Linked DNA regions of Mus musculus: all the other regions are linked to region 4. Evidence: chromatin loops called from intact Hi-C (ENCODE). Cell type or tissue: left cerebral cortex. All regions are shown on one strand. Region 1 overlaps Zdhhc14 (zinc finger, DHHC domain containing 14). Region 2 overlaps Zdhhc14 (zinc finger, DHHC domain containing 14). Region 3 overlaps Zdhhc14 (zinc finger, DHHC domain containing 14). Region 4 holds the start of Gm52310.

Region 1 (8,000 bases), 57 kb after region 4:
TTGCAACGGCTAATGTGAGGGCGGCTCCCCACAATGTCCAAGAAAGTAGGAGTTAAAAAAAAAAATCACTTTTCCCAGGGGCCCCCAGAACCATTCTTAGAAACAAGGTGTTTGTGCCTAAATAGTAAGATAATGAAAATTAACCACAGCCTTTAAATCAGAGCCTTGTTGGAAGGGAAATGTCAATTTAGAACTGGAAGACTTTCCAGTAGGTCCTTTAAAAAAATTTTTTTTTGTGTGTGGTATGTGTGTGTGTTTGTGGTTTGTGTGTATTTGTGTGTGTGTATCTGTCTGTGTGTGGTATGTGTGTTTGTAGTGTGTGTGTATGTATGGTATGTGTATGGTACATGTATGGTGTGTGTTTGTGGTATGTATGTGTATGTATGATATGTGTGTAGTATGTGTATGGTGTGTATTTGTGGTGTGTTTGTATGTATGTGTATGTATGTGTGGTATGTGTATGGCGTGTGTTTATGGTGTGGTGTGGTGTATGTGTGTGGTATGTCTATGATTGTGTGTGTGTGTGTGTGTGCGCGCGCGCGCATGCATGTAAGTTGCAGTGTCCACAGAGGCCAGAAGAAGGTGTTGGAGCTTGAATTACAGATGTTATAAGCTGCCAGATGTAGCTGCTGGCTGAATCAGGTCCTCTGCAACAGTAGTCAGTCAAGTGGTCTTAACCATTGAGCCACCTCTCCAGTATGCACCCTCCATTCCCCACTCCCACCCCTACCCAAGTAGGTCCTTTTTAGTCTTCAGAGAGGCAGTGTGAGTGATGGTTAGGAGCAGGAACCTCACTGCCAGAATTCCTGTACTCAGGACCTGGGCTCTTTACTTACCTGTGCTTCTGTTAGCTCAGCTTTAGAATGGGCTAGTGATACAGATCCTGAAGAATTAAACGAGGACAGCAGTATAAAGCACCCACCTGGCCTGCACAGTTGCCAATGTTATTTTGATTATTGTAGAACCTTATTGTGACTCCCAGGCAATCCCAACTACTCCCTTGAGAACTCCTCCTGCTAGGAGGACTTAGTTAACCCAGTTGGCTTTAGAGTGCAGGACCTGCCTTCAGGGAACCTCGGTAAAGTTTGTTGCCATGTGCATCAATGGGGCCTAAGAAACCACCTGTAACTCCAAGGGTTCTGAAATGGCAGCTGGGTACTGAGAGAGTTTTCAGTCCCCCAACCTGGCAGACCAGTGCCTCAGTACAATGTTTGTACATATCATCTTATTTCTTGTAGGGCATTGCTTTGTCTTCCTTCTTTTTTTTTCCACTTTATTTTTTTTTAATTAGGTATTTTCTTCATTTACATTTCCAGTGCTATCCCAAAAGTCCCCTATACCCTCCCACTTGTCTTCCTTCTTTTGTGGGTGTTGTATCAGTGATTGTATCACAGTCCCCAATCATGTTGGGCAAGTACTCTGCCGGCAAGCTAGATCCCCAACCTCTTCTGCTCTCACTAGTTGCCCCCGATTGGTCTTGAATTTATTCTTGAGTCCAGGAAGGTTCTGAGCTTGTCATTCTCCTGCCTCAGCTTCTATGTCACTAGTCCCAGCCTGAGGGATATTTTCTTATGCCTTGATTCTTTACAGAGAATGAGCATGCCAGCTGGCCATCTGTGTTAGAATACAGAGGACAGGGTGACCCTTCTGCCCTCTGTGGCTTGCTTTCTGGGCCACCCCCCAAGAGGCGAGATATGGAAGCTGAGTATATCAAAGTCTCAAAGTGTAGATTTCCCAGTTCTTCTATGCACGTGTGGCCCAGGGCAAGTTGGATAACTTTCTTCTGCAAACCTTACTCTCCTATTTGTAAAATGGAGCAGATAATATTTGTCTCATAAAATGTGACAGTTTTAAATAGATGGAGCTTAGGTAAGAGTTTGTTCTCCGAGGAAACTGGGTGAAGGGTCCATGAAACTTCCTTAAGCTAGTTTTATACCCTTGTGTGAGTCTTTCTGTTATTTAAAAGACAACAGCAGAAAACCATGCAAAGAACTTAGCACTGTTCTGGTCTCTCATAGGCTAAGCAGCCTCTGGAGTGTGTTTATACTAACGAGCAAAGTTCACACCCCCTGATAAATAGTTATGTGTAATTCCATGTTTACTCAGAACATCACTCTGTTGCCATACTATACAAATAGAGACTCAGTCCAAGGGAGAGGGAGCACCTTACTTGGGGTTACCTGGAGGACATTCCAAAACCTGACATTATGGGATGCCCATGGATAAGTACTTCGCTATGAGCTTCTTCCTATTAATAAAGTCAAAAAATAACCAAAAAGATGGGTTGGGGGGAGCGTCTTGGTAGACCATAGACTCAGTATGCACAAGGCCCTGGGTTTGCTCCCAAGCACCCACCCAGAGGTCTACAGAAACAGCAGCAAATGTTGGGCTTTCTTATGGTGGTGGAGCCCTGCATGTCTGAGGAAATAGGTATCTTGCTACTTTGGCAAATACCGATTCTTGGTTGTGGTCGCCCTGAAGTTTGTGTTTAGACAGAGCACCCATTCTTCTGTCTGTACAGGGAGACTGTGGTACCTCCCAGGGTTCTCTGAAGTCCAGGCCCAGTCACCGGGCAGACCTGTGAGGAGGCCGTCCTGTGGCTGCTGTCCCCGCTCTATAATTCTGGTGTCTTTATGAGCAGCCGCACATCTTCATGCTGCCTTTATGAGGACTGAATATTGCACCGCACTCCATTTCCAAAGACAGGAAGTGCTGGCCTTGACAATCTTCCTTAGTCTATGAGCTATCAAATGTGGATGTGATGTGACATACTGCCACTCTGTGGCTGCCACCATCCCCATGCCAGTAGCCTCCTGAAGGGCCCCTCCTCTGCCTTCTGTCCCCATTGCCTACCATTCTCTCAGCCGGACACTAAGAAAGGTCTTATCGAATAGACTCAAAGCCATGCTACCTCCTCTCTCAGAACCACAAGTATCTTCACCATCGCTGGCAGGTTCTGACACCGCCAGTCTAATGTGGCCAGGTAGCCTCACTTCCCACTTCACCCCTGGGCATCTGGTCCCGGCCATCTGCCTCCACCCTCCCACTTGGTCTAGACACTACTGTTCCATTTGCTTATTCTCTGGCATCATTCAGGGGTTTTGCCAAGCATCGCTTTCTCAGCAGAGACTTGGATGACTGGCCTGTGTATAACATGATCATCATGCCTTTATCCATATTTTATTTTTATCCTTGGATCTCTATGACATCCAATATAATGCATGCCTTTTAAATTTGCATATTGCTTTCATAGCTATATCCTTAAAGGCACAATTATCAAGTTTTTTCCCCTCTACTAAGTGTTCAGAAATTGGACCCAAGTGTGGTGCTGCCCAATCAATACTTGTTAAATGATTCACACTATCATTCACAATTGGTATGAGTTTCCTTGATGACTGTGTCATAAATGATGGATGACATACATTCATCCGAGTGTCTGTCGCCCATGGACCCTGTCCCAAACATCCGGCACACAGTACATCCTCAGTAGATACCCAGAGTTCTCAACCTGCCGTCAGCAAAGAGAATCTTCTGTCCGGGGAGCCAAACTGCTTGTTGGGAAGATAAGAAAATGGAGGGAACTGCTAATGGGAATGCTGGGATCTTTTCTCACTCTAAGGTCCTGAGCCTTTTTTGAGTTGCCTAGGGAACCAACCTGTGGCCTGGCTTTCGCTTTTTGGTGACCAGGCTTGTTTTGCCTGACTGGAAGAAGGGGGCTTGTACAGCCTCCGGCAGGCAGAGAGAAGGGCATCCCGGCCAGGCAGATGCAGCAGCCCGTCGCACTGGAGCGAGGTGGTGGCGCAGGCCTTTCTGGACTTTTTACAGGTCCTCTCTCCCTGCTCTGTCCCACAGCTTCTGGTCAGGAGATGCAAGACCTATTTAGCCAGAAACTGCTTCCAAGAGAACACCAAATATTTGTCCTTATTTCCAGATTTCTGTTAATTTGGCTATTTGTTCTCAGTTGCTATAACCGCTCCACGCTCTACGTCTGCAAGTGTTGGATTGGCAGATGCGCCGCGTGGGAGGGAGGAAGGGAAGTTTCCTATGCTGATTTCTCTCTTGGCAAGTTCATGTGCAAGTGCGTTACAGCCTTTTGTGTAAAAAAGAAAAGGAGGGGAGAAAGTTTTTCTGTTATTGTGTGTGCGCATCTCTCTCTCTCTCTCTCTCTCTCTCTGTGTGTGTGTGTGTGTGTGTTTAACTGCATACAGTCAGAGCCACATGTTTCACAGACACTCCTGTGGACTTGATAACCTTCTCCTTCATGTGGAGTTCATTGGCAGAGAATGTTGAGCGAGGTAAAATTGCTAAATGAAGTGTAATGGAGATCACCTCTGCTCACTCTCCAATGTGCACCAGTTACTGGCACTTCCTAGCTCCTCTATGGCCAGAGGTAGCAAGGGCATGTTGGATAATAATACAGGTATACCTGAGCCTTTCCACTGGCTTTCAGGAGATCCACAGTGGTGTGCCAGTTAGAAAGATACTAGACCCATTCAGGGAGTCTTGTGATTGGGTCAACTGAGAAGCATGACAGTGAGCTTTGCTTCTATCAGGCACAATCCAGTAAGCTCTGTGCCTTAGAACAATGTGTGTTTACATCAACTTTTGCCACACAGGCCAGCTCTTTTGCTGTGAGCCATTGCCCGTCTTTACTAATCACTGGATTGGCAGGCTGTGGGAGCCACATTGATAGGCTATCCTTCTGGCAGGGACGGGAGCCCTAACACTGGAGAGAGGGTTGCTCTGTGGATGCTGCAGATGGTCCATTGTCTGCATCTGTTGGTCAAACCAATCCTTTGGCCAGTGTGGCCAGTGAGCTGCAGGCAGCATGGCAGAGGGCATGGTATCAGTTACCTGTCATCTGCGTTGGTAGGAATAAGTCTGCCCGTATGTTTGTCTGTCTGTGCTGGTACCACCACCTCTGACTGACGGCAGGGCTTTTAAATGTTAGTCACCTGTGACCCTGTTCATCTAAGTAAGATTTGACAACTGAGTATATGGGTGTCTAAAACAGGTATATCCTATAATAAATCATGAAGAAAGTATTCTAAAGCAGTTCTTTGCTCTATGTGTAATTCTACTGTTTAGCGTGGAAGCAGATTTGCATGCTGATAAGATGAGCGTGCTTGCTCATTTTTACACAGAGAATTATCTCTTAGCTGAATATTTGATACTGCGGGTGTGTGGGGGGGGGAGGATCCTCAAAGCTTAGACAACTGTTTTGTATAAGTTCACGATACACAGAGTGGCAGACGTATGTTTAGAGACATTTTGGGAGTGATCGGAAATTCCATCCAAATCTCAAGCAGAAATGCATTTAATGGCTTAAGAAATGAAACTCAAAATAGCAGTTTTTAAAATCAGACATTCTAACATGAAATAATCCACATGCTGTGGAGTGGTGGTGGAGAAATATGGGGGGGGGGGAAATCTATGTTTTTCTTACACCATAATGTTTTTTATAAGCGCAGGAAAGTGCGTTCACAGAGGACCCTGCAGTTTAGGGTGTGCAGTAGCCAGGTGTTTCTGGAACATTCGTTGGTGCTGTAGAGCATGAAGGTGTGCACAGGGCAAAGTGCTCAGGCCGGGTTCAGAAGCAAGGTCACTGCAGTGGAGCTGCCGCGTGCAGCGCAGGCACTGCTTGCAGAAGCACCACCTCCTATTGTTTTACAAACTTGACTTTGAATCAGTTTTTGGTTTTGGGGTCTTCAGCAACCTTGCATGGTTGCTCAATATTTTACGACACCCCACCTCCCCAGAGTGCTGTCTGGGATCATGATTCACAATTGAAGAAGCTATGGCTTTATTTTTTTTAATTTGTAAGTTACAATTTAATCGTTTATTTTTGTGGGGGAGGTGGGGACATGAATATACACAGCCCACACACGTGGAGGTCAGAGGACAGACTACAGGGGCCAGTTGCCACCACAGAGATCCTGGATCAAACCCAAGAGGTTAGATTTGTCAGGAAGCTCCTTTCCGCGCACAGCTCCCTTACTGGCCTGGTTTAGATGGTTTTTGGTAGTTTAGATAGTTTTCACAGTTCCCAAGCCTTAATCTAACCTCCCCTCGGTAAACAGCTTCACGAACCACAGGAAACAGCCAAGGGTGGATCCTCTCCACCCTTTACCAGAACCCCTGAGAACTGGCTCACAGGAGAAGCAGAGGGCATATGTGAGATCTAGGACCCTCAGGGGCTGCATTCCACACCTAGACAGAGGCAAGAAAGCAATACAACCTCAGAGATGCAAACTGCAGAGATGTATGGAGCAAATGTCTTACTTAAATTTGTAAATAGCCTTATTTGTTCATTTTTTTAATGGAACTACATCTACTATTCAGAAAAGAAGAGAGCTATTGGGTAAAAATGTTTCCTGCATCCCTGTCTCCAAACTTCCTTCAGCCCCATTCACAGGGTCACTTCAGCCTCTCTGTGTCCTTCACACAGACGTAAAACACTTCTGCCTCTCTATAGAAGCCTCTTAGAAGAACAACCCATTTCAGCCAAAATTAATTCTGCTACAAACTGTATTTTTGACTCTTCTAATGTGCATTACCTTTGAGCCTATCTCTCAGGAAGATTTTGTTACTCAACAAGTATATTTTATGTTATATGCTTAAGTATATTATATAAGTATATATAACATATAACATGTATAGCAAGTTTATTCTGTGTTAGTGTAAGTCTTCACTCTCAGATGAAATAAGAAGACCAAGTTCATTTAGAAAGGGCGTGTAGGACCGAGCACGTAGTGCTATAAACTTTAACCTTGACCTTAGCCGACAATGCTGACCCTCTGTCTTCTGGGAGCTACTGATGACATCACTGTGAAATGAGCCTAAAGCTGATTCTGGGCTCTGCTGCAGCGGGGTAGGAACTGAGCAGAAGACATGCGTGGTCATCCAAGGTGATCTGGAGATCTCCAGGTCTGCGCTTAGAGCATTGGTTTTTGACAGCTATGGAAGACGTGAGTGCCCCCCTGGCACGCAAAGCCTCTTCTAGGTTCCTGAGCCCTTTGCTTCTACTGCACCTGTTTGCTGGTGGCAAGGTAAATATGCCCATGAACCAAAGGGAAACATTGTTCACAGCGCATCATTTCCTTGGCTCTTTGCCCAGGGATGTTTGATCCTGGAGCAGAAAGGCATCCCCGAGGGACACCAGACAATATGCTATTGTTGCTCCTGCCAAGGTGGCTGAGTCTGAACCCCCCACTTCCAGCAGATGCCATGTTCCTTCTCTTTCAGCAGGTGTATTCTTGGGGACCTCCCCCCCAACACTGGCAGCATGCCTGTTTTTTTTTTTTTTAAGTAACAATTTAAAGGTCTCCCCACGCCCCTAAGGAAAATGTATCCAACGAAATCCCTGAAGAAGAATCCTGGGCCAAGGGAGGCAGTTATTCATTGTTGCTAGCTTGGATCCAACTTACAGAACTGCATCTCTCGAGATGCCAGACTAGGACCCCACTGCCAAGGTGGAGGGTGGCCTTGCAGCCACCAGTGCCCAGCCTACTCTCGTTCTGAAATTCTTCCTTCTGCTCAGCTGCATCCCCATGAGCCTTATGTCCATTTGGGAAAGAGGAGCATGGGGTACAAAGAAACCAGTTCGTGGGCTTTTGCTAAAGCTGTGAATGGGAACCAGGGTACAGCAGAATGGTTCTATCACTGACCACATTGGCCGCCATTGGCAGTGAAACCTAGCATTGCTGAGTGAAGCAATAGACACTCACTTTCCAGATCAACAGTCACGATTTCCAACCAGGACACCCTGTGTAAGATGAGCCTCGCATGGCAGCTCCTATTGATCTGAGGCCAGTCTGGGACCCAGGCACTAGCATTTAAATTCCAGTTCTGACACTTGCTTGTTGTGTGACTTTGGGTAGTATACTTGGTGGGTCTCCGATTTCCTTCCTTTCCAGAATGGAGATGGCTGCAAGGATTAATCTCGACTATCTGCTTTATAGAATCTAGAAGCATGTAGGAGAAAAACCTTGGGCATGTTT
Region 2 (8,000 bases), 260 kb after region 4:
AAAAATAAACAAAAAACAAAAACAACAAAAACCAATTTTATAGATAGAATCAGTGTTCAATTATTGTGGATCCTTTAAAAGGATTGTTTTGAAAATGAAAATGTTGGTTTCTTCCATGTGGTATTATTCATCTATATGAACTATCACCATCATAAATAGGGGCTTAGCCTTTTCCTCTTAAGATTACATAACAAGGGAGATAAATTCAAGTACACTTTAGAAACAGGGCCACCAAATTCAGAGAAAGAGGAAAGTGGTGATAGCGCCCTCTACTGGTGGAAGGTTAAAAGTCCGATTAAAAAAAAAAAAAAAAAAAAAAAAAACAACCTAAAGCGAAAAGCAGAGTGACAGGTGAGAAAGAGGAGAGTGGAAGATGAGAAGAAAAAGAGAAAACAACCAGAATGCAAGTAGGAAAGGAATGTATCGAAGAGAAATGTGGAGGGAGAGCACATAGGGTGTGCAGTAACAGACAGAAAGAAAGTTAAATAGAAACAGCTTTAAGAATGGGGGCTTAGAGGTGGCTTACGGGTTAAAAACACTTGCAGCCAAGCCCGACAACCTCGAGTTTAAGCCTGAGAATCCACAGGGTGGAAAGGGAGCACTGACTTCCTAACATTATCCTTTTAACTTCCACATGCATGTGCACACGCGCACACACATGCACACACGCACACACATGCACACGCGCACACACATGCACACGCACACACATGCACACGTGCACACACATGCACACACGCACACACATGCACACGCGCACATACATGCACACGCACACACATGCACACGCGCACACACATGCACACACGCACACACATGCACACGCGCGCACACGTGCACATGTGCACACACATGCACACATGCGCACACAGGCATGTGCACACACATGCACATTCACCACAGATAAATAAATGTAACTTTTAAATCCTTTTTTTAATCAACAAGAGGAACTAGAAATTAGAAGCAAAGGTCAAACAAGCAAGAGGGGGTGAGGATATTTGTATTGGGCATCTCCTGAGAACACGGGCTGCTTTCCAAACCATGATGTTCTCACAGAGGATCCATGACCATGAGAGTTCCCCCAGTCATCACCCTTAAAATTTGAACAGTATGACAAATATTTAAAAATTCTGACCTGAAAAAGTGTGTATGTGTGGTGTGTGTGCAGTGTGTGTGTGTGTGTGTGTGTGTGTAAAGTACAATTATAGCCCTGCATAATCCTGATTCATTTGATTCCATTGTTCTAAGGAGATGTTTACTGCAGACACTATTTATATACTTACAGTATGGAATGATAAATTCCAGTGTACAGAGCCTGTAGTTTGAAACTGATGAGACCCCACCCTGCCCCAGTTCCGATCATTAGAAGAGATATGGGCAATACCTCCCAGAAGTCCATTTGCATGAGTCAGGTGGCTTTCCAAGGCTGCAGGATTTCTCAGCCCTTAGGTTCACAGTTTCTGAACTGTGCTCGTCAGAACCTCAGAAACCTAAGAACGGCAGAGGGGGGGTCATGAGGCGTTTACACATAGGTCCTACAACCAGAGAGCGCCCACAGCTATGCCTACCCAGCCATTAAGGTGTTAAAACAAATGTACGTAGAAGTCAGTGTTGAAATAGACACTTGGAAAGACTTTGGGGTGACTTTATGCAGGTGTGTGTATGTGTGTGTGTGTGTGTGTGTGTGTGTGTGTGTACATACCCATGTATATGCAGGTGTGAGTGTAAGGTAGGTTGGAGCAGAAGTGAGGAGATCAGAGGTCAATGTTGGGTGCTGTTCGGCCAGCGCTGTCTATCTTGTTTTCTGAGAGTCTCTCACGGGCCTGGAACTCAAAACGTCGCCTGGGCTGGCTGGCCAATGAGCCCTAGGGTCCATCTGTGTATGCCTTCCCAGCTTTGGGTTTGCAGATATCTGCTGCTATGCCTGGCTTTATTATTATTTTTTTTTAGCATGAGTTTGGGGAACCATACTCAGGTCCTAGTGTTTGTACAACAAACATTCACCAGCTGAGCCTTTCCACAGTCCAGATGGCACCCAGTGTCACCACAGAAATCTATAAAATCTATAAAGCATTTTCAACAGAGTTCCAGCCAGTGACAACAGCGCTGTGCTTGCTTTTAGCAAGCCATGAGTCTGCATGGGAAGCCACCAAAGGGTGAACTGCAGGAGGGGACACGGGTGTGGGGGCTGCACTGCTGCAGAGGGCTTCTGGGAGGGGAAACACTCAGCTGCAAAGAGCGAGACCTTGGAAGGGAACAGTGCCAACAAGAGACCTGGCACTTCATGGTGCCCCTGGGTTCATGGTTCCCCACCCCCACCCCCAGCCCAGACCTGGGATAGCTGTTTAAGTCAGCAAAGTGGTGTTTGTTACTACACATCTCAGAAGCCACACCAACGCCTGCACTGGCAACCACATTGTTTAAGAAGGCTCTATTGGGTACTCATAAGCTCTGCTGCCTGGCTCAGATGGGGAAATGACTGGGGGCGAGAATGGGCCAGCGATGGGGGGATTCAGAACACTGAGTGACAGGGTATTGTGGCTGCACATGCGATCCCAGCACTTCTTTTTCCTGGGAGTCTGTAAGAACCAGTCAGAAGACGTGGGCTGGTCCCTCAGATAGAATTCGCCAGTTAGTTTCCAATGTGAAGGATTTACTTCAGTCAACAGAGACAAGCACTCTCTTCCTTCCTTAGTGATGGCGGATGGTGTGCACATGAGCAAGAGTCCTGACTGTACCTGATGACAGCAAGAATCTGTCATCCAGAAAAGGCCACTGCTTTCCCAGCTGGAGCCTTCTGGCCTGCCTTGTGGCCCAGGTTCATTGGCAGGGTACCTGTGGCACTGTGCCTAGCTTTCATAAGCTGGGGTATTTGAGGAGCCAGCATGTCTCTGCCAGCAGGAATCTTAAATGGTGATTGTCACAGAGCAGTCTTACAACGTATCTCTCTGAGCCTGATATCCTGGAAGCATATGTTTAATCAATGAGGCTGCCCCATCAGGGCCAAGCTCATGTGCTATGCAAAGCAGACAGTGGTGCCTGGGCATAACCCTGCCTGCTGCCCTGGAAGATTAGAGTGCTTCTCTAATGCTCTGATAGCTCTGGTGTGGGGCAGGAATGATTGGGGAGACTGGACAATGTATACGTTAGTGGCTCATGGAGTTTAACCAACAGCCGTTCCAGCTGCTTTTCCCAGTCTTCTCATCCCTTTGAATAGCATCTCCTCATTCAGTCCCCTCCTCCTTGCTCCCCCCAGCCCTCCCCTCCATCTCCACATTTCTTTGACATTCCGTTGGCTGGGTGAGACCCGATTCCCCATCCCCAAGGCTGTCATCCTCTGCTGGGCTTCCCTTTAAGTCTGGCTCCAGCCTGGAGTCAAAGACTTTAAACTTCTAATAAACTACTAACTCCTTGGGGCCTCAGCCTTCTCTTCTAGGCTCATGGACAGGGCGGGGAACTTACAAAAGGCATGCTCTGGGAAGGGTGCACACACAACGGGGCATGAAATAGAGATCTGCAACCTCAGACGGTTGCTCTCTACTCCCACTAGGGCTGCCTTGTATGTGTTCCCATGGGCCGCCAATGATGAGAGGCACCTCTGGTTGTGCCTATTAGCAATAACAGGGCTATTAGTATGTAGTTTGGTAGTGACTTAAAACTCAGGGACCACTAAGCCAAGGAAAGCCAATATTTACCAATATTTGCACATCATGTGTGGTAGTGGTTGGTTTGCTTAAACAAACAAACAAACAGCTTCATGCACTTGATCCTCCATACATGTAAGTGCGTGCGCGCACGTGGACACACACATACACACTACATGTACACATGCATACATACTTGCTTGCACTTCACAAACAAACACATACACAGAAACTAAAGTTCTCAAACTACAAGAAGCTGTGGTCTCTATTGCTGTGGGTGGGAAATCCTGTGACCCTTTTCTGGGATTGCCTATAAATGACATCCTTTAAGTTTGGAATCAAGGGCATAGAGGCTATAATGTAGCTAATATTGCACCCTGGAGGCCCACAGAGGTACCTGCTCACTAGAGTACTTTATTCTGCCACACAAGTGTGTATGTGTCATGTGCTAGGGTCTCTCCTAATGTCTGCTCCTTGCCTCTGCCTTACTGACAAGATACTAATGGTTTCTCTTCTCCCTCACCTACCCCCTCCCCCGTCCCACCCTCTCCTTTTTCATCTCCTTTCCACCTTTTCTTTGCTGGCTCCTGCTGCTGTTCTCCAGTGCGACCAAGACCAGTGCATTCAGAGCACCAAATTCGTTTTGCAGGCCGCAGCCACGCCCCTGCTTCAGAGCGAGCCCAGCCTCACCAGCGAAGAGCTGCATATGCCTGGGAAACCCGGCCTGGGCACCCCATGTGCTAGCCTGACGCTGGGCCAGCCCACACCACCCTCCTCCATGCCCAACCTTGCCACGGAGGCCACACTCTCAGACATTATGCCCCTGAAGGATGAGCATGGGGGCCATCAGTTTCTGACCCCAGATGAGGCACCCTCACCGCCAAGGATGCTGGGGGCAGGCAGCCCTCTAGCACATAGCCGTACCATGCACATGTTGGGTCTGGCCAGCCAGGACTCCCTGCACGAAGACTCCGTGAGGGGCTTGGTAAAGCTCAGCTCCGTGTGACCTGCATGGCCAGCCCTGGGGACCACAGGTGACAAACAAAAACAAATTACTGGACATAGCCAAGAGGACGTTTTGTTTGGAATCTGCAGAGTGGACCGGGAAGAGGAGACTCCCTCAATGGGAGGAGCCTGGAATTGAAAGAGGCAGCGTGGATGCAGCGTGCAGCGCCCTCTGTCGGCTGCTTTTGGGACAGACACGAGGAAAATTTTCGACACTGGTGGCCAGACTGAAATTGGACCTAATGTTACAGCTACTAATTGAAATCCACCCGCCGTTCCATTTGTTCATTAAAACAAAACGAAACAAAAGTTCCAAAGGGAAAAGCCGGCCAGACATGGGATTGCATGCCACACTATAGTCTGTGTTACAGCAGTGGTATTCCAGAAGAAAAGATGTCTCTCTGTTTTCCTTCTTTTTAATCTTGTGATACTTTCCAATGTGACAGACCGAACCCGGTGGGTAATGCCATCCTTCGCGACTTACTGGACTTAGCTGTATGAGGATGGGCGTTTCCTGATGAAGAGGGTTACTGGGGGCATCCCCTGTTGCAGACGGCACCTGGGGTCTATCCTGCCCTGGACAGACATTTTAACCCTCTGTCAATGCTCAGATGGATGTCATATTGTGCCACCATGGGGCAGTCCTCGCCTCCTGTGTGACAATGACCTTCCTATGGACAGCCAATAAAATGACTCCTCTGTTATTTTCTTGATCTGTATACAGTTGTCAACAGCTTGCATGTAGTTACTTACTTGTTCACATTATCTCTGGTAAGGAATAATTCAAAACAGCCAAAGTTGAAATCTTCATGTTGTGGGTTATGGTTCGGCTTCTTAGATGGGAGCTGAGCTTGCTAACAGTCCTCAGCCCTTAGCACCCACCTTCCTGATCTGTTTTTAATACAGGCTTAAGGGGGGTTGCTATGAACTAAGAGCCACTCACACAGCAATTATGTGTAGTAAGTGGAGGGAGGGGTACCCAGGAGACGGGATGTTGTCTGGCTGTCTTCTCGGTTCCATGTGATGTTGGGGCGCTACAGACCTCATAGGCATACCTCATGCTCCTCATGAGGCAACAGCAGCCCCACCCTGGAGCTGAGGTCACATAGATCACAACTGGAGACAAAAACAAGATGGCGGCTTCACTCCATCTGTCACCTGGCATTTTAGGGAGCCAGACTATCCGGGAGGAGCTGCAGGAAACTCACCAGCGCTCTGCAGCCTTCATTCCCAGCCCCATATCCAATGGCAAATCCACAGAGCACTCTGTGACTCGGCACCAGGTGCAGGTCTCATTAATACAGTAGACACAATGTTACTGGGGCTAAAACCAATTCCATTCAAGTCAGACAATTGTCATGCTGAAAAGTGGCTGCTTATGTCTTCCTTGTGACATCTCTGAGGCACCTTCACTGTTATGCCCTGTGGCAGTGTAGAAGTTGGAGAAGGTGAATTGTATGTAGCCATTTTTTTTAAGTTTTCTAGACCTAATTATTTGTAATTTAAGACAGAACTGTTCTTACACAACCACACACTGTCAGATGCTCCACCTATGAGTAGATGTCCACAGAGTTCCCCCTACACCTTGTCAACCACATCCGGGCCCCCACCTGCTCCTTACCCTGGACCCAAGGGTGGTCTGGTCTTTTCCCAGTTTCTACCCTTGGGGTGGGGTAGGGGAGCTAGTCTTTATAGATACCTTGGGGTAGGGTGGGGGAGCTAGTCTTTATAGATACCTTGGGGTAGGGTGGGGGAGCTAGTCTTTATAGAGTCCTTTCATTCCCGATACTCCTAATATAGTAGTTGCCAATTTCCTGATACCAACAGCCCCATTTAAAAAATTCCAAGAAGCAACCATAAGTCACTGAATACAGTTGCCCCTCCATCTTCCCTTTCAACTGTGGATTCAACCAACCATGAAAATATTTGAGGGGAGGGTATCTACACTGAGTTGTGTGTCTGTCTTTCCATGTTATTCAATTGCACTGCATTGTGTTAGATATAAATCTCCTAGAGATGAGACAATGCCCACAGAAGGAGGTTTGTGTGTTCTATATGCAAACATTGTTCAGTTTTACTAATAGACCTGAGCTTCCATAGATGGGAGCTTCCATGGGACTCTGGAACCAATCCCCTAAGGACACTGAGGGACAAATATACTTATTATCACTCACCCTGTTCTAGACCCATCCTCCATACATATGTGGTGCCATTTTTCAAATAGGGGTTTGGGGACCTTGGTAAAAATGAATCAAGACGGTTCAGGGACAGGTGGTGTGGAACTTGAATACGACAAGTGGCTAAAATAATTGAAAGTTTAAAGCCCACAGAATGTCACAGACCTTTCTTCCTGTTTGGGAATAAGCAACTGGGCTCTTAGGGCCCTACTTCAGCGGTGAGGGTGAGGGGCACCATCCAGAGAGGTAAGTGGCTTGCATTTCCCATTAACTGGGTCCATCTAGTGTGGCTGAGTGGACCTTGGCATTCTAAATGCTTCGAGAGAGTTAGCAATCGATTGGCTGCTAGCTAGAAAAAAATAAGATAAATATTTTACCGTGCTATTAAGGTTTGGGCCATTAGCACACATAGGGGCCGAGAGGGGGTAAAGTCCATCTGCTTCCCATTCTCCTACCGAGCACTGGGAAATTGGATTTAGCCAGAGCACCCTGGTCCAGATCTGAGAAGGGTGATGATGGCTGAATGCCTGCTTCTGAGCAGACAGGCTGACATGCCACTCTGTGCCACGGGCAGTCAGCACAGTACCACGCTGTGCCCACTTGAAAAATGTTCATTCCAGCTCTGGATGTGATTGTTCAGCCTGGGAGAACAATGTTATATCCCACCCACCCCCAGGCAGCAGAGTGCCTCTCAGAACTACCCATACCACCAAGTCTGTTACGTCCTTGCCTGTGTCAGCCAGGGACACTGACATAAGGTGTGCATGAAAGTGCAAAACAAGTTACAAACTCCATTGTGCAAGCCATGTGATGCCAAGCCCTGAGTGGGTAAACCTTAGCAGGCTTCACACCCTAGGCCTGGTGGACCTTCTCTAGACTAAAAGCAAGAAATGAATGTATTCAGGTTGTAGTGGGTGTCCGGGGTACAGGGCTTGGTGGCATCTCCAGGAATAAGTCAGAATGAAACTTTTCAAGGGCTTCTAAGAACTCGCCCATACAGCCTTAGCACCTGTTCCATTCAGAGCCGAGCCTACCCAGCATCCTCTTGGGGCCTTGAACCAGCTGCCTCCCAGCCGTGGCTTCGGGCTGGAGCTCATTTGGCAGGTGTCAGGATATGAATTAGGGTCTTTCCCACCAGGGGTTTCTGTTCTTGTCCACACCAGGATCTCTTCAG
Region 3 (8,000 bases), 240 kb after region 4:
ATGGTTTCTATTGCTGCAACAAAACACCATGACCAAAAGCAACGTAGAGATGAAAGGGTTTCAATTTACAGCTTGTAGCCTGTTTTCCAATGTTCATCTAAGAATCTCCTATTGCAACTTCCCAGTACAGGCAAAGCTGCTGTGTAAGAGGTCAGACATACCTGTTACTGCAGACCTAAGCTATAGCCATGCACCCTGTTCAGGCCTTGGGGCTCCCTTCGGGGACTCTCTGAAGCTAATTCCTCTTCTCCTACCTCTATAGTACTTCCTGGGGTGTTCCAACAAAGTGCCATCATGGGGAGGGCTTAAAGTAACATAGCTCCCAGTCTGAGATTAGAAGTCTGAAACGAAGGCACCAGCAATACAGCCATGCTCTCTCTTACATAGGAAGCTCTTGCTTGCTCTTCCCAGCCCCTGGGGGTAGCACTGTGGTCACAGTGTGCTAAGACCACCTCAATCCATTAGGTGCTCATCTTCTCATGCTTGCGTTCACAAAGTAGCCATAGGTCACAGATAGGGTCCCATCTCCAGGTTGTGGGACTGGCACAATCCAGCCCATCATGTTCCCCCTTCAGCGAGCAGGGGAGTGGGAGAGAATGTGGCCCGGGTGAGGATGGTCAGAGAGGAAAGAGTGTGTGCAGGTGTAGCTTGCTCTGGTCTCCCATAAGGCACTAGCATGGTGCGGCCACTCACAATGTATATCTGAATTAATATGATAAGATGGCACAGGCTTGTCATGAAATGACATTAGCTTGAAGCTGGAGAGGGAAGTTGGGAACAATTGTGACAGTGGGGGGTGACTAAGAGGAAGCTGCTGCGGTCTGTACCAGGTGACATCTAGACTAAAAAAGGGAACAACCAATGCCACAAGCCTCTTTTAAAGTAGAAGTGACAGTGAGGCTAGAGCTCCCCATTAGAGCACTTGTCTAATATGCACAAGTTTGAATCACGGTACCCTAAAGGAAGAAGTGATAGAATTTGGTAACTGGTGTCATGTGGAGGATACATATGGAACAGCCCAAGATGCCATAATGGATCTAGCACAGAAAGAACTTGTTTTAATCTCTTTCTGCTACTGTAATAACACATCCTAACAAAGACAACCTACTGGGGGGAGGGTTTATTCTGGCTCACAGTTCATGTAACTTCACAACAGGGACTGCCAGACAGGAGGTGCTTGATACAACTAGTCACATTGTATCTGCAAGAAACAGAACAATGGATGCTTATGCTCAGTTCTCGGTCTCCTTTTTATACAATCCAGGATCCTAGCCTAGGGAGTGGTACCACCCACAGTGGGAGGATTGCCCCACCTTAGTTAACCTAATCAAGATAATCTCCCACAGATGTGTGGAGGGTCTCATCTCCCAGGTCATTCTAGAACCCATCAAATTGACAGCTGAGGATAACCATCGAAGAGGAACCCCAGACCTAGATGTATAAATTATGTTGCTGTCATATTTGAGATTTTTCTCACTCTCTCCTTCCTCTGATTGTTCTCCTGCAGCCTAATTGACAGAAGAGGCTATGTCCAGCCCGACACACCACAGCCAGCAGCACCATCAAATGGGATCACTATGTATGGGGCCACACAGTCGCAGAGTGACATGGTAGGTACTGCCTGCATCAGGGCCGCTATTCCCTGTGATGCCTTCTCTTCTTCTGATATGCCCTCTAACCCAATAATATATGCCTGGGAATTGCTTTAGTAGAAGGCACATCTGGATCATCCATGTGACTGACATGCTAACATGGGGAAGGAAAATGACCAATTTGGACAGTATTCATGGAGGGACCATGTCATCTAATCTGGCTGGCTTGTTACTTAACACACACACACACACACACACACACACACACACACACACACACACACCATCTCTTTGTTTCAATAGCATATGTCAAACGTATGTCCACAAAGTCAGGGAACAGTTAAAGACTAGGATCTACCTTCCCACCAGGGCTGGACTTGTTTGATAGTCTCCATATCCTTGCTGTCCCTTGCTCAGTGTGTGCTGCTACCATAATAACGTGCCCTGCTACTAAAGGTGGGCAGTGGACATCACCACACTTCTCCATACTTCCACCCTGAGTCTTAGACCAGCCTGTAGCCCCTCTATACAATCCTCAGGCCAAGGGCTACTTTATTTACAGTGTAAACCAAACTGCCTGCACACTGGAGCATGCAAGCAGTGTGCACATACCTCTGTCCAACAGGAGGTGGGGGAAGGCAGGAAGCATCTTTCCGTGGACACCTACAACCACAGCACGTTGACCCTGACTCCCAGCACCTGAACTTTCTGAGGTGTTTAGAAGGCAGTTGCCTCTCTGTTTGCCTAAAGACATGAACTTCAAGTCCCTACCCACTCTGCTGTTCGCCATTTGTACAGCTGAGTCTCCTACATGGAGTTTTCCTGTCACCCAGAGGAGCTGGCTTGGGGCTGGACTTGGGGAAATCTTGCTGATAAACATAGAGAGCTGTAAAGTCAGCAACCAACCGTCTCTAAGACCTGCAGCCGGGAAACCCTCCCGACTCCCTGCTCACCCATGGCGCCAGCCTCCTGCAGGAAGATGCTAGCTGTGGGGTCTTAGTTGTGTTGCTTCGCTAGCTAATAGGTCTCCTTTGAAAGCAATATGGATGTAACCCAGTCTTTCCACTCTTCTCCATGAGCATCCCGCATACCCACACAAGAAACCCTGAAAACCGGATTTCCTCAGAGGGAAGCAAGAACAGAGAAAGTAGGCTATGTGCTCAGCAAAGGGAAGATACTGAGTTTATTAGGCAACAGACGTCCAAAGCATTTAACAGTCTCATTTAATCCTAAACCCACAGTGGAACATTATCACTCAATTTTATTTTAACCGTAAGGGGGATATACCAGAATTTCTACCAGTGTCTGTTGATTGTTTCTCTGACTGGTACACATGCTGATATACATGCATTCTCCCACTCACTCAACCAGCACCGTCCCTGAGGTTCTTGCTATGTGCTAAGGGCTAGACTCAAAAGATAGAAGGGCTATGATGCTCTTTCTCTCACACTCAGTGTCAGCAAGCAGCACAACGTGGAAGCAAGCCTGTGATGACAACATTAGGGACCTTCACCGGACATCAGTGTCCAAGCAACATCAATGGTCTCGGCTTAGACTCTGCAAGGCTCCCAAGCACCAACCTCAGAATGCTCTGCACGGTCTCTAGATTTAGAACCTAAGCAGAAGCCACCTTAAAGGTGCTGTAAGCCACTCTGGAATCTATAATGGACATGAGTCGGTTGCTTTTATGGTGCATTGGCCAAACAACGTAAGGGAAGAGAGATTTACTGAGGCTCATGGTGATGGCTCTGCTGACAGCTGCTCAGCCCCCTGTGCTTGGGCAGCACATGATGGTGGCAGAGGTGTGTGGTGGGATGTAGTGCTGTCAGGAGCATCTGTAAGTGTGTAGCACGTGTCTTCACTTCCTGGAGAACAGAAAGCAGAGAGTGGGGGTGGGGTGATGAATGACGACAGGTAGGAAAAAGATACCCTCTTTGCACGAACACCCAAGTGGCATGCGTTAGGCTCCCAACAGTCCCAGTACCTCCCTCTACTGGCCATGGACCAGTTGCACACCATGAGCCTTTGAGGGGCACAGAACCCTGCTTTGCCAAATCCCTGAGCCAAAGCACCTCTGACTGTCATAGGAACTATACAGAGGCATCTCTTCCACATGGGGGCGCTGTAGAGTCAGCCAGCAGCGGGCTTCCACTGTAGAACCTTTAGGTAGATCCAGAGAAGAACATCGAGGCCTTTAGATGCCTTGAAGAGGAACAAGGGTGGTGAGGGGAGAGAGAGCTAACTGCAGAGACCAGAGCACCATCATCTACCATATACCTGAGCTTGAGGAATTGCATAGCCCTTTCCTGCCCCAAGTTTTCATCCATAAGGTGGGAACAGTAATGTGTCATCTGGTAGGGCCTCTCTGAAGATGAAGTGGGATAGTGGACAGCATTCAAATCTTGCCTGACACAAGACAAGTACCATGGAAGAATCCACTCATACCATTTTCTCCCCGAAGTTCATGAATGGAAAGATCTGGCACACTGTAGCCTTTAGAGCATCTGCACAAGAGAGGGCGGGACTGTGTGTGTAAGCGCTGGGTTCCTACCAGTCAGCCCCGTGACCGTTAGCAGCTCACACTGCCTCGCTAGTCCTCAGTGCCCCTCTTTTGCTTACAAAAGAGGGTCTGGGGCTTCCTTATCTAAAGTCTCTTACAGCTCTGAGCAGCTGAGTCGATCCTTGAACGTCACAGTCCCAACACATAGGATAAGCCCACAGAAGAGGGCGAGCCACGACCCTGAGATCTCTTCTCCAGCCCATCACACCCCACAGTCTCCAAACTGAGCATGTCTATCCTTTCCAGAGGATGGGGCATTCTGAAGTCTGGTCTGTATGCCCCCTTCCCCCCAGAGTCACACTGTACAGCTCTCTCCCCACTTGCCTTGTGTTCCTTACATTTCTGGGGTAAGTCTCACTCGGTCACGTATGCAATTCTTTTTATGCTGCTGGACTTTACTTTGCTGGGATTCTGCCGAAGCAGTTTTGTCTCTATTCATAAGAGCTTTTGGTCAGTAGCTTTCTTTCTCTGTGAACTCATTCAGTGTTGGTATCAGGGTGACACTGGCCCTCTATTATGAGTTCAGAGTTGCATTCTCTAGTCTTTTGCTGAATAAGTTGTGAAAATGGATGCCATCTTTTCTTCAAAGATGTGGGAGAACTCACTGGTGAGGCCTCTAGCCTTGAGTTTTCCTTCACAGACAGATATTTGCTCTGTGCTGATGAGTCTGTTCCAAGTTTCTGTTTCTTGGCCAGTGTCAGCCATGGGTGTCTTTGCCTTTGTAGCAATGTGTGCGTCTCATCTGTTCCCGTTGACCCATCTGTCTTACATCAGTACTGGTCTATTCTGGAAATGGATGAAAGATGAGATAACTGGAGGACTGGAACTGTTAAAGCAAATAAAAAGTTACAATGATTTATAAATATGGAAGGAAAGAGATGTAGGTAGAGACTTCAGTGCAATTAAAAGGCACATGGTGCAGGGCTGGCCAGATGGCTCAGTGGGTAGAGCTGCTTTCCATTCAATTACAACCCTGATGACTTGAATTTGATTCCCAGAACACACATGGAGCTACAAAGAGAAAACCAATCCTGCTGAGTTTTCCCCTAACCTCTACATATATTCTGTGGCATAAACACACCCACACATAATAATGAGTAAGATAATAAACTTGAAATAATTTTTAATGCACATGGAATAATCCCTGAGAGACAAGTTGGGATTTTTTTTTTGAGGCAGGGTTTCTCTGTGTAGCCCTGGCTGGAACTCACTCTGTAGACCAGGCTGGCCTTGAACTCAGAAATCCGCCTGCCTCTGCCTCCCAAGTGCTGGGATTAAAGGCGTGTGCCACCACTGCCTGGCAAGTTGGGATCTTTTTAAAGGGTGGTCTTTGTTTTAATCTGTGTGTGTGTGTGTGTGTGTGTGTGTGTGTGAGAGAGAGAGAGAGACAGAGACAGAGAGACAGAGAGACAGAGAGAGACAGAGAGAGACAGAGATAAAGACAGAGAGAGTGAGTTTATGCGTGTTCACATATGTGAGTACAGGTGTCCACATACCACAGCACACATGTAGACATCGGAAGACAACCTCAGTTCTCCTTCACTTCCACCTTGTTGGGACTGTGCCTCTCACTGTTCCTAGGTGCGTCTGCAAGGCCAGCTGGCGCATGATCTCCTGGTGATTATCCTAACTCTGACACCCAGCTTGCTCCTACAATTGAATGTCAGATGTGCGCCACCGTATCTGGCTTTTGTGGGCTCTGAGGATCCAGCTTAGATCTCACACTTGGGTGGAAAGAGCTTTACCCACTCGACTATTTTCCCAGCCCTGATTTTGGTATTTATTTACTTATTTTATAAAATACACATGACTTTCCTCTCTGAGAGGGCTGGAGCCTCCAGCCAAGGGACTCCACCAGGGGTCCTGCATCTTCTACAGTTTGGTTTGCCTTCTTTCTCTTTGAATAGCATTAGAGGCAAATGTATATGCCCAGAAGTGTCCTGGAGATGCTAAGGTATGGTGAAATTAGCTATGGTATCTTTGGGGCTATTACAACACTCCTTTCATTAGACTTTCTTAGAATGCCTATAATTGACATCTTAACTACAGCTATCACACACACACACATGCATGCATGCTCTCTCTCTCTCTCTTTCTCTCTCTCTCACTCTCTCTCTCCCTCACACACACACACGCACGTGCACTCGCGCACGCACACTACAGCCCAACAGAGCCAGCGGGGCATAGCCAGCAGACATGAATAGCTCCCAAGCTGTCTGGTGTCCAGTGCAGCCCGAGAGAGCAGGCCTCTCCTTTGCTCCATCACTGAGAGCAGCTGGCCCAGGGGCTTGCCATGGCTTCCCTTTGTGTGTATTTACTTTGTATGGTTAGCACTCACAATCGATTGTGAAAATCTTGCATCCTAACCCTCCATGTGAAACAAACATACAAATCTTATCATGTGGAGTTAGTCAGTGTCATAAAGTGAAGTTTCAGCCGTTTTGAAGCAAAGCCAAGTTTATTTGGTACACACCCACACTGTATTAAGTGGTGCTACCTGAGACCCCCCCCCCTTAGTATTTGTAAGGACCATCTCGTTCCATGCGCATTACAACTTAGAAGGTATCCCCACTTGTGATTTGAATGAGAGTATTCCCCATAGGACCGTGCATTTGAACACTTGGCCCCCAATTGGTGGACTTTTGGACAATTGGTGTTTAGGGAGGACTAGGGGGAGTAGCCTTGCTGGAGTATGCCATCTGGGATGGGCTTAGGAACTTCAGAAAGTTCTCTCCCCCTCCCCCTATACTTTCGCCTCCCTCTATACTTCCCCTCTCCCTCCCCTTCCCTTTCTCCTTCTCCTTCTCCCTCCCCCTCCCCCTCCTGCTCTAGTCACCATGCCCACCTACTGCCTCTGTCCCTATCATTATGAACCCTAGGCCAACATAGATCCTTCTTTCTATAAATTACTTTGGCCATGGTGTTTTATCACAACAATACAAAGGTAACTAAGGTACCATTTTATAGAGGACTAAACTGAGGTTTCAAATCTTGGATAACTTGCTTGTACGTATTACTTTCTGACCCTGTGGCCAAAACAGTTGACAGAAGTCACTTCAGGGAGGAATTGTTTCTTTTGCTCCTGGTGTCAGAGGGTTCATTCTGTCCTGGTGGGAAAGGTGTGTGGGACAGGAAGCTCGTACCCTGGGGAATGTTCCCCCTCGGCTGGCTTTCTCTTTCTCTCTTCTGTCCCAACTAGACCTCCCCACAACCCCAAGACTGTGTTTGGTGCTTTCCGGGTAGGTCATTCATTCTCTCTCTCTCTCTCTTTCTCTCTCTCTCTCTCTCTCCCTCTCTCTCTCTCTCTCTCCCTCTCTCTTTCTCCATGAATGTTCTGGAAACCTTCACAGACATACCAGTCTCATGGGTGCTTCTACATCCAGTCAAGTTGACAGTCACATTAGCCATTACACTGCCCAGAATCACATAGGTAGTGGTTCAAGCATGCTGAGAGTACGTGGGGTCCTGGGATCAGCCCCCACCACTGAAGTGGCAAAGGGGTGGCTTTGGCTGAGAAAGACTTTGTGGAACATTCCTGTCATCTTGACACTCAGAAGGGTGGGGCAGTCCATGCTACACTGTATGACTGGTGAGTGAGGGGGAATGTCCTCAGCTTCCACCAGTGATACTCCTTTTGTCTGACCCAGTGTTGCTCCATCAGCCTGGGAGCTCACCAGACTCCTAGTTAGTCAGAATCCCAGGGGAAGGTCCACACATGAGAATTGCTTCTTATCTTCAAGTTTTTAATATTTCATACAATTATTTTTATCATACTCTTTTCCCTTCCCTAACTCCTCCCAGATCTTCCCCAATCCCCTTACTCACCTCTCTTCATGTTCTTTCTCAAA
Region 4 (8,000 bases):
AACAAACCTCCAGTTTTATTTATAAAGCAACCCCCTTTGCCAGTGGGTCCACCAAGTCAGCCACGATCTGAGAAAGACCACTGGCATCAAAGATAGCACTAACAATGCAAGAAAGGTAGATGTTGGTGTGAAGTGCCACAGATGGTAACAGCTTGGTGGATTTACTTGAGGTGGATGATAAAACTCTTCAGTTAACAGAAGAGCAGAACCGGCTCTTACCTGCTGAGGCATCTCTCCACCCCACCCCACTAGATACAGTTTTACAACAAATGCTTTGTTTCTTTTTGTATGGGGTTGTCAAATATAAAGATAAGCACACATGATGGTTAAGAGATGACCCCTGGGTTGGTGAGATGGCTCAGCGGGTAAGAGAACTGACTGCTCTTCCAAAGGTCCTGAGTTCAAATCCCAGCAACTACATGGTGGCTCACAACCATCCGCAATGAGATCTGATGCCCTCTTCTGGTGTGTTCCAAGACAGCTACAGTGTACTTACGTATAACAATAAATAAATCTTAATAAAAAAAAAAGAGATGACCCCTTACATACTTTGGTGGATAGACTAATCCTAACATCCACACCCACAAATGGTCCCTTCACCTTGCAGCGTATGATTTGCTTTCTGGCTAAATAGAACATGTACATTTTTGACTCTAATGTATAGAGCCTGCTTGCTGGAAGGCTTTTCTTGTTGGCTTAATGAATTCTGGGAAATGCCAAGGTGCTAATGAACTACTGGTGACCTCTAGGAGCTGCAGAGAGTTTCCAGTGGCCAACTGACAAGAAGCTGGATGCTGTCTTACAAATGCATTAAAATGAATTCACTAGTGACCCGGATGAGTGTGGAAATGAATTCTTCTGCAGGTCATGAGAACACAGCCTAGCCTACACCTTGATGGTATGGGCAAAGGTCTCAAAAGACTTGGATACCTGAACCACAAAGGCTGTGAGGTACACCTGTTGTGTTTAAACCCTCCGGTTTGTGATAATCTGCAACAGTGGATAATTAAACACAATTACATCACATAATGGTAACACTTTCCAAGAGTTCCCAGAGTTGTTCCTTCTGTCTCCTTGTGTGTGGGAGGAGGATGGGCTGGAGAGTGGAAAAGCACAATCTAGAAGTTCTATCATTTCACTTGCAAATGCTTTTAGTACACATTTCTAGAGGATAAGGACTTTTCAATTGTGCCAGATGCCAGAAAAATCCAGTTTAGTTGAGAATAAGAATGGGCAAGTACTTTACCACGGAGCTGCACTCCCAATGCCAAGAGAGGGTGCTTTCTAAAGCCACCTAGACAATAGAGTTAACATGTGCTTTTGACAAAATAAAGTCTTGATCGTGTCAGCTAAAGGGTGGAAAAGCATAAAAGCTTTTACTTCAAATGCTAGAGCTGGTTGTGGTTGTTGTTGTTGTTTTTTTTTTAGAGCACACTTACCAAGCACTTAGTTGTCTCTGTAATGCGCTTGTCTGTCATGCAGTATCTCAAGTAATTCAAGATCAATTTCAATTGTCCACTTAAGACCCTTAGCTGGACTTGGTGGAACATATCTGAAATCCCAGCAGGCAAAAGGCAGAGAATCAGGAACTGGACACTACTACAGTAGCCTCAGCTACAGTAGTGTGAACTTATTTTTAAAAATGCACCCATCCACTTAGCAAACAAAGAAAAAGCCCCATCCAGCCCCTAAGAATCACACTTGCTTTTAACTTCTTGTAATTCCCTGTCCCATCTAATTACCATTTCTATCGCCCCCATTTCCTAGCTGGTTACATCCTTTTTCTCTTTTGGCTAGCCAAGCTTATCTATCTTTGACACTGAGCACTGAGGCGTGCTCTGTAAGGGAAAGACAGAGCTCTGGGTTCAGTGCCATTTCTATCACTGGGCAGCTCTGTAGTGTTGGGCAAGCAGTTCTTTGAGCTTGGTACAATAGTGCATCGCAGGGTTGTGGTGAGGATTACACAGAACGCAGGCAGTGTGCAAATATCCACCCGGCACAGAGAAAGCATCTTTTCCAAAGCTGTCTTTGTGGCTCTCCAAACGCTGAGTACTACAAAGCCCAGTACCTTGCTTCCCCGCCTTCGTCGCAGGGGTTGCAGGGACTTGTAGTTTTAGATCCTCAAGTCACGTTTCCTCCCTGAGTTGGACAGCGAGAGAAGGAACTACACATCCCAGCGGGCTCTGAAAAGAAAGTAGGGCTCAGAAAACCGAGCGCCCGTGCCGGGTGTCCTTTTGCGCTGGGTTACCCTAGTGCAAACGCCAGTTAGCGCTTCTACCGGGCCCCGAAGCCCAGGGGCGCAGCAGCGCTTAGGCTGCTGGGGCTCTCTGGCGCCGGCCTTGCGCCCGTTTGTATACCCAACTGTCAAACTGGGATGTAAAGAAAGGCGCACTCCAAGCATTCGCTAGATGTGCGGTCCCTTTATTGTGCGTGGGCTCCACAGAGGCAAGTAGACAGAAGTAAAATGAGCGAATTGTGAGCACCAGGGGGAAAAAGTAGAGAATGAAAGATGGGGAAGACAGCGACCTTTGCAAACAAAGCCTGCCACTGGGGGTTTTTAATCCAAAAGAGGGGGCAGATCGGTCGCTGCTGGAGCTGACACAGACCGCTCTGCTGTCCCCTGCCCTTCGAGGTCCCGAAGTCTGGCCTGTTTCAGGGGGCTGCTCATCACCCTGTCATCAAGGCACTCCACCCCCATCCTCTCGGCATCGGTAGAGTTTCCCTGGCGTCTCAGCCACGCGTGGCGCTGGGGAGGAAGAGGATGAGCCGAGGGCAGGCCAGGAAAGGTCACTTCTTTGCGTGGCGGGTACTCAGGTCCCCCGTAGTAGCAAGAACGGTTTTTCGACTGGTCATGAGAATGCGAGTGTCCAGAGGTGGCAGCTGAGACCGGGAATAATCCGGTGGAGAACCCCGTAGAGGAACTAAGTCCGCGGGGAGCGCATGGCGCCTCAGCACCGAGGGCAACGACCTGATTTCTCCTAGGGTGAAGGATGTCACCCGGGAGCCAGGAGCCTTCCTCCGGGCGCGCCAGGCCCGCACAGTCCCCGAGCCTTGCGCTCTGGCCCGGGGATACTGGGGCAGGGACCCAAGGGAGCGGGTGCCCAGGCTTCACTGGCAAGGAGGAGGAGCAGGAGGAGGAGCCCGGCTGTGAGGCGCGGGCGTCACCGCCCACCCGGCGGCGAGGAGGCGGACCTGCTCGGAGCGCCGCGCGCGCCGGGGCTGAGCCTTGCAAACAAGTGTCTCTGGCAGTGTCCCCGCGGCCCTCCGGCGGCCCTCGTCGCGCTAGGGTTGTCTTCTCCGGACAGAAGGAACCGAGGAAGCCCCGGGAGCCGCCACCGCTACCGCCGCCACCACCCTCGGCCTTAGCCCCGCGTTAGGGGCCGCGGACTCAGCTCGGCTGCTCGGCTCGTGGATGCGGGGTCGCAGCGCGGGCAGCGCCCCGGCTCCTACAGAGCAGCTCCTGACAGAAGAACGCGCGTGGCTGTCCCCACCCCTGGGAGGGGTTGCCGGTGTCGCGAGCTGCCGCTCAGTTTGCAGCTCTCTCTCCTGGGAGAATCCGTCACCGGGAAAGAGTAGAAACCACCTGGTCGAGGCGCAGAAGTGGCTCCGGAGGGAGCCGGCGTAAGGTCTGCTGCCTCGTGTCCGCTAAGGGCGCGGCGATCCGGGATCCGCCGGCCGGAGCCCAAGCGCAGCCGGGAGCTTGCGGGTGGCGAAGCCAGGCGCACCGCCTTCTGGGTGTCTGCTGAGCGGTTCCCCGCGTCCCGCGGGGTCCTGCAGCCCCGACCCCCCGGCTGGAAGCCACGGAGAACCGCTGCCGAGGACTGCGGACCAACATCGTCCCTCCCGAAAGCGGATTCTGCTATGACAGCTGGGCTCTCCAAGGGGTTAACCTGGGTGTCCTCCGTAAAGTTGTCGCCGAGCCGGGAGCCCGTTTAGGGGTCGCAGCGCCGCGGCTCGGGGGGCGGCCGAGTGGCCGGCGGCGGCCGTGGCTCGGCGGAACCCGCGCGGCCGGGGGGCTTCTGGGGGTGTGCGCCCCCAGCCGGCTGCCCTCGTGGATGCCTCCCGGCGGCGGCGGGCCCATGAAAGACTGCGAGTACAGTCAGATCAGCACCCACAGCTCCTCTCCCATGGAGTCGCCCCACAAGAAGAAGAAAATCGCGGCCCGGAGGAAATGGGAGGTGTTCCCAGGAAGAAACAAGTTCTTTTGCAACGGGAGGATCATGATGGCCCGGCAGACCGGCGTCTTCTACCTGACTCTCATTCTCATCCTGGTCACTAGTGGACTCTTCTTCGCCTTCGAGTAAGTGGCGGCTTCCAGATGCCGTGCTCCCCCACTCCTCCTGCCCCTACTTTGGCGACTTTCGTTTTCTGGTGTATATTGTTATATAATGTCAGCCTGCTTTCCCTTTATGGGACTTTTCAGCCCCCTGGAATAATGCCTTCTTGGGGCTGAATCCTGGGAGTAAGGAAAAGGAGAGAGGGGCGCTTGTAAGGTGTGCCAGGTCACTGGCTCCAGAGCATTGGCTAGAACCAAGCAGGTGGACTCTGAGTTTGGAACTAGCACACCAGCCCAGGTGCAGCCTTCTGGGGTGGAGTGGAGAATTCTAAGAGAGAGACTTGACTTAGTCCTTATCCCCGCCCCTGTGACCTCCCATCTCACCCCTGCTAAGGAAGTTCGAGGCATCTTTTTAAACCGAGTTGGCTGAATCTTAGTTATTTTAGGTTGAAAGTGTTGATTACCTACAGTGTCCTGCATGGGTTATTTCCTGTTTCATTTCCTTGTACCCCTGATTAACAGTCTTACCAAGGGTGGAGTGTACCTTCTTTCAAAGAAGTTTCCCCAGGAAATATCCACAGTTGATCATTTGGGAATATTTCGGAGAGAGATGTAAGGCCTGGAGAGGAAAACCAGACACCACGTGGCTCCTTCTGATTCCAGAAACAACCCTTTGGGGCTCTATCCTGGGGGCTGCGGGGGTGGGGGACGACCACTACATGGAAGTCTTTAGGAAAATCAAATAGATCATAGCAACAATCCTTCTGCCTGCTGAAGACAGGTCCTCCTTACTAGTAGCCCATAGGTAGAGTTTAGCCACAATCCAGATCAAATGCTCAGATTGAGTTCAGCCATCTGCAGCTTCTCCCCCCCCCCAATTCTGTGCCCAACAAAAATTAAAGTCTCTATTCAAACTTTTCAAAAGGAGTACGTTTATGGGCAGAATCTCTTTGAGCTGCCCATATTCCATCTGTTAACGGCATTGTATGTGTTTTCAGTCCTTGAGGCAGCGTCTGGCTAGGGTTATCTAAAACCTACTATGTTTGTTCAGTTTTGTCTTTAACAAGTACTGGGCTCTGATTTTGACACCCACACCCCTCTCCGATTTTCTTCTTGACCCTCTTACAGACCGTACCCCTCCGTTTTTGACTCTGGATTGCTCCGGTGTCTCATAAGTTACCCTTTGTGGGTGTTTGAGACTAAATTGGTGGCATCTGTTGGGGGACCCATGGGCTGGAGGGAAGGGATATGGGATGCATGTAGAATGCCAAAGAGGCATAACCTGTGAGGCTCCTGTTGTTTCTGTGTCCCCAGCCAGGCTGCCAGCTGAGTGGACCCGTGGAACCTGGAGGAGGGGGGACAGGGGGTTCGGATGTCCTTGCGTTTGACTTGAGAACCAACACCCAGGTGGGAGTAGAGGTGCCACATGTCTAACGGAAGTGCCATCCCCTCTGCGGTGGCTTTAGTTGCAGGCGGCTTCAGCCTGGAGAGTTGTCTCTGCTTCAACTGTCACAAAATGCTTGGAGCAGATTTGTATTGACAATTTAACTCTCTTTAGCGGTTCTAAGAGTAGAGAAAAATCAGGTAGTCGGCACGATCTGGTGATACAGAGCTTCTGTTGCTAGTGTCTTGCATGTAGCGTGGTGAATATGTCACTCTTGATGTGTATCCAAATCGTCACTATGTGGTGCGGCTACCCCACTGCCACCCCCATTATTATGTTCTTTTGTTTTCCAGTTCAAATATCACTTCTAACCAAGTCATCATAAATTTGTTTTTACTTCTCAGTCTCTCTCTGTATGTCCTTTTCCAAGAGTTCCCCAAAGCCTTCACTTGCAGCTTATTAAAGACCGCTTGCTGCACCAGTACTGTGCTAGTGGACGACTGTAGGAATAACCATGGGCACCGGGGTTTTATTAGATCCTATTTGCAGCATCGTTATTATGTCTGCTCTGTGGGAGTCAGGGTGTGTACGTGCGAGCATGCTCTCTCTCCACCACCTTAGCTTCAGCATGGCAGTTTGAAGTTTCAAGAAAGCAGGAGGCTCATCCTACTGTTCCTGCTTCAGTGGAGAAGCATCATAGGGTTCACTCAAACCTCAGGCATTAGAGTTTGGTAAGACATGACTGATGACAAGTCACTGTATTCCGTGACTGTATTCTATGGCTTTGTCCTGGGTACTGACGTCGTTGTAAGTTTTTAATCACAGCTACTGACAGAATGAAGTCAAATTACTCTAATCAAGTTAATTTGCCGGAGACTCGAAACCCAGGTCATCACACGCATAGGAGATGCCGATATTGTCTACTCCTGTCTGTCTTCCGGTCATTCTTTAGTTACTGAAGTTCCCTATTTGATTGTTTAGTTTTGAGTGTTGGTAGCTTTTCATGTGAACAGATCTGTTAGGCTTGTCATCGGGATCAAACACCCTAAAAAACAACCAAAAGGAGGAAAGATAGATGTGTGTTGGCTCACGGTTTGGAAGGCCTCAGCCTCTGTTTGCCTAAGACATTGCTTTCAGGCCTAAGGAAAAGAAAGATAACATGCCAGCAGGGCCACATGCTTGCGGAAGGCTGCTTACCTCGTGGCAGCTAGGAAGCAGAGAGGAGGGAGGGAGAGAGAGAGAGAGAGAGAGAGAGAGAGAGAGAGAGAGAGAGATAGATATGGGTGCCAACTGGACCTACTTCTCACCACAAGGCCCAATCTCCTACCACCTCCCAACGACACCATTATAGAAACCCACTCTTTGCCTCCTCATTCTCAATCTGGAAGAGATGAAGGAGGCAGGTGAGTGGAGAGAAGTGAACTCAGCAGAACCCAGCAACAGGCGTTGGTAGTGACCTCAGCCCCTGGAGAATGCAGAGTAGAAATGATTATTCCCACAAGAGAGATGAAGGGAGAGATCCCAACCCTAGCTGCAGGAAGGCTGCTGAGCCCACAGCCAGTTCTCCTGAGGTTCGCCCGTCCTGTTCTCTGCAAAGTATAGAATCTGGTTAGAAATGGAACTTTTGGAAATGTGTACCCTAAACAGTTTTCCAGCAGCATGACCCTCAATAACTGGTCATCTTTTATAAACTTTGTGTTCATGAGATTTATCATTGTCATCATCATCATCGTCATCAAATTGATACCACTTAGGATCACCTGGGAAAACAGAACCTCAATTGAAAAGTTGCTCAGATCACATTGGCCGGTGGCCTTGTCTATGAAATATTGTCTTGATTAAAGATTGGTGTGGGAGGGCTCAGTCCACTGTGAGTAGCACAATCCCTAGGCTATGTAACAGAAGTAGCTAAGCAAACTAGTGAGCAGTGTCCCTCCATGGTTTCTGCATTGGTTCCTGTGTTAACTTCCCTCAGCGGTGGACTGGAACCTGGAAGTGTAAGCTGAAATGGACTCTTTCTTCCCAAAGGTGCTTTGGCAGTGGTTCTCAACCTTTGGCTCGTGACCCCCAAAGGACCATGGGAAAACACGGGTATTTATTTATTTTATGATTAATAACAGTAGCAAAATTACAGCCATGAAGTAGCAATGAAAATAGTTTTATGATTGGGAGAGGGGTTACCACAGCATGAGGAACTTGGCGTTAGAAAAACTGAGAACCACTGGATTCTAGTGTTTTATCACAGCAGTAGACTCTAGGCTACATCAGGCTGAAGATGAAAGCCAGCTAGTACACCTCACTTCTGAAATCTATAAAGTGGGTCTACCTTTAAATGTTAAC

The links. A loop is a pair of places that touch in the nucleus more often than their neighbours do. Peaks named below come from ENCODE experiments on the same cell type or tissue, not always from the same donor. Only the 100,000 strongest peaks of a DNase experiment are listed, where the experiment ranks them.
Region 1: it touches region 4 in a loop (2.1-fold over the local background); 3 of 42 quality-filtered maps call a loop at or near these places.
Region 2: it touches region 4 in a loop (2.8-fold over the local background); 6 of 42 quality-filtered maps call a loop at or near these places.
Region 3: it touches region 4 in a loop (2.9-fold over the local background); 5 of 42 quality-filtered maps call a loop at or near these places.

What each region holds. Positions count from the first base shown.
Region 1 is chr17:5,546,656-5,554,655 of GRCm38, forward strand. The region is part of intron 1 of Zdhhc14 (zinc finger, DHHC domain containing 14); the gene reads left to right. Among named protein-coding and RNA genes, the nearest start is that of Gm52305, 23 kb to the left of the region's middle. In left cerebral cortex, no CTCF peak of the experiment used is centred here; DNase peaks (open chromatin) are centred at 4,028 and 4,620; H3K27ac peaks cover 324 bases.
Region 2 is chr17:5,748,444-5,756,443 of GRCm38, forward strand. Zdhhc14 (zinc finger, DHHC domain containing 14) reads left to right here. Exons shown (of 9, transcript NM_146073.3): 9 at 4,249-5,448. The coding sequence ends at 4,650. Among named protein-coding and RNA genes, the nearest start is that of Gm41519, 18 kb to the right of the region's middle. In left cerebral cortex, CTCF peaks have their summits at 243 (motif pointing left), 444 and 4,823 (motif pointing left); DNase peaks (open chromatin) are centred at 250 and 4,806; H3K4me3 peaks cover 283 bases; H3K27ac peaks cover 561 bases.
Region 3 is chr17:5,729,965-5,737,964 of GRCm38, forward strand. Zdhhc14 (zinc finger, DHHC domain containing 14) reads left to right here. Exons shown (of 9, transcript NM_146073.3): 8 at 1,508-1,610. Among named protein-coding and RNA genes, the nearest start is that of Gm41519, 37 kb to the right of the region's middle. In left cerebral cortex, a CTCF peak has its summit at 3,637; a DNase peak (open chromatin) is centred at 3,659.
Region 4 is chr17:5,489,392-5,497,391 of GRCm38, forward strand. It overlaps Gm52310, which reads right to left and starts at 3,835. Exons shown (of 2, transcript XM_030250193.1): 1 at 3,584-3,835; 2 at 1-3,361. The coding sequence starts at 3,835. The coding sequence ends at 2,558. Zdhhc14 (zinc finger, DHHC domain containing 14) reads left to right here and starts at 3,209. Exons shown (of 9, transcript NM_146073.3): 1 at 3,209-4,300. The coding sequence starts at 4,056. In left cerebral cortex, CTCF peaks have their summits at 482 (motif pointing left), 2,264, 2,463 (motif pointing right), 4,078 and 1 weaker place; DNase peaks (open chromatin) are centred at 1,129, 2,155, 2,762, 2,901 and 4 more places; H3K4me3 peaks cover 4,991 bases; H3K27ac peaks cover 3,137 bases.